Regions from separate parts of the Homo sapiens genome. Here regions 1 and 3 are each linked to region 2. Evidence: chromatin loops called from intact Hi-C (ENCODE). Cell type or tissue: dorsolateral prefrontal cortex. All regions are shown on one strand. Region 1 overlaps LOC105370500 (a long non-coding RNA gene). Region 2 overlaps DDHD1 (DDHD domain containing 1). Region 3 has its middle 150 kb from the start of DDHD1-DT.

Region 1 (2,500 bases), 230 kb after region 2:
TCCTACGAGAGCAGACTAGAAGTTGAACTACTACGTCAGAGTTTGAAGAATTTAAGGTTCTTGATAACATCTGTCAGATTAACTTTCAGAATATTGTACTAATTTATGCTCCTACTGCCCGTGGGTGAAATGCCTGTCTTACCACTGACTCAGCATCTCTGAAAGATGACCACTTTATGGACATTTTTGCTCATCTGAAAGGGACAAGGGGAGACCGTGTTGCTATTCTAGTTTTTGATTCTTAGTGATTTTGAATAGATTTTCATGTAAGTATTACCAATTTTTATTTCCTTTTCAGCAAGTTATCTGTGTTCTTTAACCATTGGGAGTTTCTTTGGTAAAGTAATTTAGATGTACACATAATGATAGTCCATTATCTGTCATTACTATCTATTTTCATCTTAATTTGGAGAATCATTCTCTTTTAGAACTTTCTTTTTTTCTTTTTTTTTTTTGAGATGGAGTCTCGCTCTGTTGCCCAGGCTGGAGTGCAGTGGCACGATCTCGGCTCACTGCAAGCTCTGCCTTCCAGGTTCACGCCATTCTCCTGCCTCAGCCTCCCAAGTGGCTGGGACTACAGGTGCCTGCCCCACACCCAGCTAATTTTTTTTGTATTTTTAGTAGAGACGGGGTTTCACCGTGTTAGCCAGAATGGCCTCGATCTCCTGACCTCATGATCCGCCCACCTTGGCCTCCCAAAGTGCTGGGATTACAGGCGTGAGCCACTGCGCCCGGCCTCTTTTAGAACTTTCTAAGAAAATGTCATAAATCAATAAAATAAAATTTTAAACTTGTCACAACTGTGTAATACTGCTTGCAATAACTTTGGAATGACAATACTTTTTGTAAAATGATTCGTACATTAAACACTTTACCGAAAAAAGGCTTTAATCCTGGCTCTGCCTCAAACCAGAATTTTTATCTTAAAACAAAATTTCAATGAATCTTAGTTTATCTGTAAAATAAGATGGTTAATCTTTGAGTCCATCCAATTTAAAAACTAGGCAACTTGTGCTCACAAAAAACGATACACAGCACCACCTAGAGGTAAAAAGGAATACTTTTGTACATTTTTCATTTATTAAAAATGATTTTTTAGCCTTAACAATACAATATTAAGTCAATATATTTTATACTTGCAGAAAGTGCCTGGGTAAATATATGAGAATTGTAATAGGTCTATCACATCGGATAAAACTTTTAGAATGAATGTCACAGTTGTCAGGCCTCTGAGCCCAAGCTAAGCCATCATATCCACTGTGACCTGCACTTATATATCCAGATGGCCTGAAGCAACTGAAGATCCACAAAAGAAGTGAAAATAGCTTTAACTGATGACATTCCACCATTGTGATTTGCTTCTGCCCCACCCTAACTGATCAATGTACTTTGTAATCTCCCCCACCCTTAAGAAGGTACTTTGTAATCTCCCCCACCCATAAGAAGCTTCTTTGTAATTCTCCCCACCCATAAGAAGGTTCTTTGTAATTCTCCCCACCCTTGAGAATGTACTTTGTGAGATCCACCCCCTGCCCACAAAACATTGCTCCTACCTCCACCACCTATCCCAAAACCTGTAAGAACTAATGATAATCCACCACCCTTTGCTGACTCTCTTTTCAGACTCAGCCCGCCTGCACCCAGGTGAAATAAACAGCCTTGTTGCTCACACAAAGTCTGTTTAGTGGTCTCTTCACACGGACGCGCGTGACAATAGTAGCTGTAAGAATTCTTAGCTCCTATATGAATCTAGGTCATTTTCTTTCCCCTATCATGACTTTTTCTTTTTTTTTGAGACAGAGTTTCATTCTTGTTGCCCAGGCTGGAGTGCAATGGCGCGGTCTCGGCTCACTGCAACCTCTGCCTCCCAGATACAAGCGATTCTCCTACAGGCACCTGTCACCATGCCCAACTAATTTTTGTATTTTTAGTAGAGACAGGGTTTCACCATGTTGGCCAGGCTGGTCTTGAACTCCTGACCTCAGGTGATCCACCCGCCTTGGCCTCCCAAAGTGCTGGGATTACAGGTGTGAGCCACCACGCCCAGCCTATCATGACTTTTTAGGGGATCAACTATTCTTTTTCACATTCCTTAGGAAAATCAGTAACACTCTCTTTTAAGTCTGATACTAAGGATCAAAGATGTCTACCTAATACTGTGATATATTGTATATACAATATATATTGGGTACACTGGATACATTCTTTACCCTGGGGGCTTTGTGGACTTGCTGAAACTATGGTCACAAAAACAGTTCCTCCATGGTTAGATACACAATGCCATTCTAGGGTTCAACTTCAGGGAAGGAATCCCTAAATTGGAAATGTGGCTAGCAACAGAAAATTCCAATGGTGGCACCCTGAATCTACTGGGACTTGAAGAAAAATGTAATCTCTGCAGAAGTGTGACATCTATAGCAAACGTCTGGTCATTGTTAACATCTGAATTATCACCACAGATTTTTTTCCACACCAATGTTAGCAATGGCTTCCTCCTTAT
Region 2 (2,500 bases):
CATCTACTACTTCAACTTTGCTCCTAAGACTAAAATAAATCTAATTGTTACATATCAGAACATAATAAAAATATTTCTCTGAAAAACTAATTGATAGACACTATTAGCCTAGACTGTTTTTCATAATCTCATCATTAGATCAAGTGCATATTAACAGTGAACAAATAGAAATACATGTTTGAAATAGCTATTGTTTTTTAATTAAATTCCTTCTCGGAGGTTTACTTAACATGCAGTAGAGTAAGAACAGTTTACTAAAATCCAAGCATTGTGATTTAACACTGTGTTTCTTTGAATTTTTTTTTTTAAATCAAGGCTTATAGATTAGAACCATTAATACTGAAACACTACAGCAACATTTCACCTGTCCAGATCCACTGGTACAATACTTCAAATCCTTTACCTTATGAACATATGAAGCCAAGCTTTCTCAACCCAGCTAAAGAACCTACCTCAGTTTCAGAGAATGAAGGCATTTCAACCATACCAAGCCCTGTGACCTCACCAGTTTTGTCCCGCCGACACTATGGAGAATCTATAACAAATATAGGCAAAGCAAGCATATTAGGTAATTTCTCTTATGTATTCCTTATCTATGCATATAAGCACTTTCCTAGACATAAGTTTGGGGGACTAGAAGTATTCTATGTATTAGGAAACTCCCAGCAGTTAATCCCTGTGTCTAGAATTAACTACCCTCCCAATGTTCATATTTGAGGCCCAAAAAGCTCTAAAGTTCTCTGATTAGATCAGATCTTATAGTTTTAGAATATAAGATAGCTGGATGGACCAGAAAAAGCTGTTATGAGAATCAAGTCCCTCATTTTAATCTTGGTCCTACCACTTGCTGTGAGATCTTGAGTAAATAATATAGTTTTTAATGCTCTACTTGCTCATCTGTGAAATGAGAAAGCACTTGTGTCAGAGGGTGCTCCCTGTCAACCAGTTCTCTGATCTATTCTAAAAGTCTCTCAAACTGTGTGATTCCTGAGGGCAACAAGGATGTTTAATTTTTCTTTGAATGATCTCCAGTACTGGCACAATGTTTGCTGTATCACTGGAACTCGATTATGTGGTATTTGAATCTGTCCATTGCCTTTGGTTACAAGTTGCCTTAATGTAAAATACCACAAGGTGGCACTATAAATAGGCTTTATCTCCTGGACTCATTGGCTGTTTTACTTTCTCATGTTAATACATTGTTTATTGATGGCTTTTTCTTACATGTCCATTTAAATTCAGTAGTAAGTATATCAATAGTAAATCTATACTCATGTCAATGGCATGGTTCTTTTATCAAAGACTTTAATCTTGCCAAATATTTTAATAAACCATGATCACTTGAATAAAATAGAATCTTTATTCCTTTGTTTATATATTCCTGTGTTATATTCCTAGAGCTTATACAACTCTCATTCTATTCACCATTTTTATTTAGAAACCTGCAATATAAATTATAATTTTCTTATGTTCCCACCCTGGAAAAACATGACTAGGGTTTGGTCCCTCTGCCAGTTGGCTATAATTATGGGTGGTGCTCTTTAGCTTAGAGTGTGGTGTGATTCAACAGAATGACTACCCTGCTTTGTGAAATACAGGGGCTGCTAGCATTGGAAAGGGACTTGGAGGAATGTTGTTCTCAAGATTTGGACGTTCATCTACAACACAGTCATCTGAAACATCAAAAGACTCAATGGAAGATGAGAAGAAGCCAGTTGCCTCACCTTCTGCTACCACCGTAGGGACACAGACCCTTCCACATAGCAGTTCTGGCTTCCTCGATTCTGCATGTTAGTTCATACATTATTTCCTTAAGTTGATACTGTATCTTTTTAAAACTTGGGGAGGGCAGGGAGGTATAAAATATTAATACTAGCTAGTCAACTCTAAGATCTAAAGTGTGCCTTAACTTTGAAAGAAAAAAATGCTTTCCTTCTGCTTATATTTTTAAGAATAATTTCCAGGAAAATGCAGTTTTACTTTCTGCATTGATGAATTAATAGAATATTAGTAATTAGGGCCTTGTGGCACAAGGTCTTAACCATCAAGCATAAAACAAATCTCTTTAGGGTAAGTACCCCCTGAAGTTTATAAAGTAGATTTTTACTAATGTGATCTTCTCAGTCTCAAAAATCGTGTAATTATTGCTTTAGATCTATGCTGTATCTGGTCTTGAGACTTTAAAAACTGCTATACCAAAGTCATCCTACTTCTATTCAAAGCTTAGAAATTTTATTGGATCTGCTGAATGGCTTCCAATTCTATCCCAGCTACCTAGTGTAAAGCAGATATTGAAAAAATGAGTAAATAAATGGATAGTTATGTTGGACTTAGCATTATATGGATCTTTAAGCTTTCTCCGGTGGACTTAGAAAGTTTGAAATGTTGAGTAGTTGTGAAACACGAATACACTTAGTATATATTTACTTCCAAGAGTCTGAACTTGAACATTATTTTTAGGTGTCTAGTAAAATAAAACTAAAACGTCAAGTCCTATTTT
Region 3 (2,500 bases), 250 kb before region 2:
TATATCTGAATGTGAAAATACACTTTCAGGATATCAGGAATTATATTCCAGTATGGCTAGGGTTATTCTCAGTTATCAATCTCGAGGGAGGAAACGTCCCCAGGAAGTGGTACCAAAAGATGACTCTTGCACATCAATGAAAAGGCCTGTGGAAGGACGACAGTCCAACTACTGGAACCCTGTTTTTATATCTCTCAGGAGCCTCCCACCATGCCCACCCCTCATCTCCCTCCCATTTCCTACTCCTTAAAGACTTGCATACACATTCCTGAGTCTTCAGCAACCTGTGTCCTCGCCACCCAGGTGAAGAAGCTGGGTATGTGCAGGATATTCCCTACTGCAACAATGCCTCCTCAGCCTGCCTCCTCTGCCCAGGTCAGCCTCCACAACCAGAGGTTCTGGGAATTAGGTTCCACTGTCCTGAGCATTATGAATATTGATTCCTGTTGGACAAACTGCAGCTAGTCTAGGATCTCAGATTCCTCCATTTCCCGGGAGGGCAACATATAAAATATTAATACATTTCATCATGAGAAACAAAACTCATTAAAACTACATACATATTCATGAAAATTCTTTCACTGTTTATTTCATGAAATGAAAACATTTTTTCCAACCAGATCAAGGGAGGGAAGAAAATGTTTTCTATAGGTCCAATTTTATACACTCTGGTATGAAATGAATCAATAGTAGCTAGGAGGAGAAAAATCAAAGATTTCCTTTTCAACAGCAATAAATCCAGTCAAATCCTATTTGGTATGGCACTTGCCATAGCTTGTAAAATCTGAAGTTGCTAAATTATGTATTTCAATAGTAATTCCTTACAAATTAATAGGAAGTGCTAAATTAGGACAAGTGGCCTCCAATTGGATCCAGATGCTCAATCCTAGACTAGGTAGAAAGTGTGAAAAATTAGGAACTGTACTGATTCTTTCTCTGAGTTTGTTGAAGGAGCCAAGTTCTTCCAGCATGGAATGTAAACACTTGGGAAGGTAGCCTAAGAGAAGCATGTGTTACGTGGCAGCCTGAGTCCCAGCTGTGTTTACACTGAGATTCCAAAATATCTGAGCCTGGAAGGACAGCTGTGGTGTAAGGAGGAACAGAGGAGCCTCCTGGGACAGAATGACCCCAAAGGGAAAGAGAGAAGCTGGTTCAAAACCAATGGGCCAGGGTTCAAGGGGTGGTGTGGTCATTAACAAAGCAGGGTGACCATCGCTCAGCTTATCCAGGAGACTCACATCCAAGTCCCAAGGGTGATGATGGAGAAAATGCTGAAACCTGTTGACATTATTGGCCCCCCTCATGCTGCTGGCTGTGTTGATGGTGGTGGAAACAATAAAAACAGCACTGGCCTTGGGCAGCCGTAGGGCTGACATCACCATCCTCAATCTTGGAGACTGGCAGCATCCACAGAGAGAGGGTGCCTTTGGGAGGCATCTGTGACACTGCTGCTGCATCTGCCATTCATGAAGAAGAGGCCCCAGCTGCAAATGAAGCCAGCATTTAATGACCCAGTATCAGAAGAAGAAAAATCACAGACCTCCTGCTGTGACAAAAACAACTAGTTCTCAGAGAACTGGCTGCGGTAGTGGAATAAAGACCCCCCAAAGATGCCCACGTCCTAAACCCCAGAAGCTGTGAGTGCATTACCTTACAGGGCAAAAGGGACATTGTAGATGTGATTAAGGACGTTGAGATGGGGACATTATCCTGGATTATGTGGTGGGCCCAAGACAATCAATCACAGGGTCCTTAGAAAAGGGAGGAAGGAGAGTCAGAATCAGAGAAGAAGATACAACAACAGAAGCAGTGGTCAGAGAGAGATACAAAGATGCTGCACTGCTGGCTTTAAAGATAAAGAAAGAGGCCTCAAGCTAAGAAATGTAGGAAGTCTTCAGAAGCTGGAAAAGGCAACGAAATGGGTTTTCCCGTGGAGCTTCCCAAGGCAGCATGGCTCTGCCGACCCATTTTAGACTTACAGCCCCCAGAACTATATAAGATAAGTGTGTGTGGTTTTAAGCCACTAAGACTGTGGTAATGTGTTACAGCAGAAATTGGAAAATAATACACTGGTGATATACTCTTTTGAGGGCTTTCAGAACCATTTGTGAGGATAAGGAGGCTCAAATTCCCACAGTACAAGGGGAAACAGAGCCAGAATGTGTGGGGGCGTTCTCCTCCACAGTTTGTGCGTGTGGGGGAGGCAGGTTAGTGTAGGGTAGACTAGGTCCATGGGTCTGCTTTATGGACCAAGCTCTCACGTTGAACCTTCATTCAAATCAGCAGCATCTGTTTTCTACAACACACATCACTTTGCTCTCCTTCCATATCTTCAAGAACTTCTAAGAGGCAAGTTGTGCCATAAGTACTTCAAAGGATACTACGTGTCCCATGTCTTTTTTTTTTTCTGTGAGACGGAGTCTTGCTCTGTTGCTCAGGCTGGAGTGCAATGACCCAATCTCCACACACTACAACCTCCATCTCCCAAGTTCAAGCAATT

What was found. Hi-C counts contacts between places; a loop is a spot of excess contacts. Peaks named below come from ENCODE experiments on the same cell type or tissue, not always from the same donor. Only the 100,000 strongest peaks of a DNase experiment are listed, where the experiment ranks them.
Region 1: a loop joins it to region 2, with 5 times the contacts of the local background. A loop is called at or near these places in 92 of 110 quality-filtered maps.
Region 3: a loop joins it to region 2, with 1.0 times the contacts of the local background. A loop is called at or near these places in 25 of 110 quality-filtered maps.

What each region holds. Positions count from the first base shown.
Region 1 is chr14:52,822,294-52,824,793 of GRCh38, reverse strand. All of the region lies in intron 1 of LOC105370500 (a long non-coding RNA gene), which reads right to left. Among named protein-coding and RNA genes, the nearest start is that of GNPNAT1, 32 kb to the right of the region's middle. In dorsolateral prefrontal cortex, CTCF peaks have their summits at 832 and 1,033 (motif pointing left); no DNase peak of the experiment used is centred here.
Region 2 is chr14:53,053,728-53,056,227 of GRCh38, reverse strand. It overlaps DDHD1 (DDHD domain containing 1), which reads left to right. Exons shown (of 13, transcript NM_001160148.2): 10 at 316-568; 11 at 1,599-1,790. Among named protein-coding and RNA genes, the nearest start is that of DDHD1, 98 kb to the left of the region's middle. In dorsolateral prefrontal cortex, CTCF peaks have their summits at 945 and 1,144 (motif pointing right); no DNase peak of the experiment used is centred here; H3K27ac peaks cover 744 bases.
Region 3 is chr14:53,303,792-53,306,291 of GRCh38, reverse strand. No RefSeq gene overlaps it. Among named protein-coding and RNA genes, the nearest start is that of DDHD1-DT, 150 kb to the right of the region's middle. RefSeq lists an enhancer at 1-41. In dorsolateral prefrontal cortex, no CTCF peak of the experiment used is centred here; DNase peaks (open chromatin) are centred at 284 and 1,411; H3K4me3 peaks cover 296 bases; H3K27ac peaks cover 2,364 bases.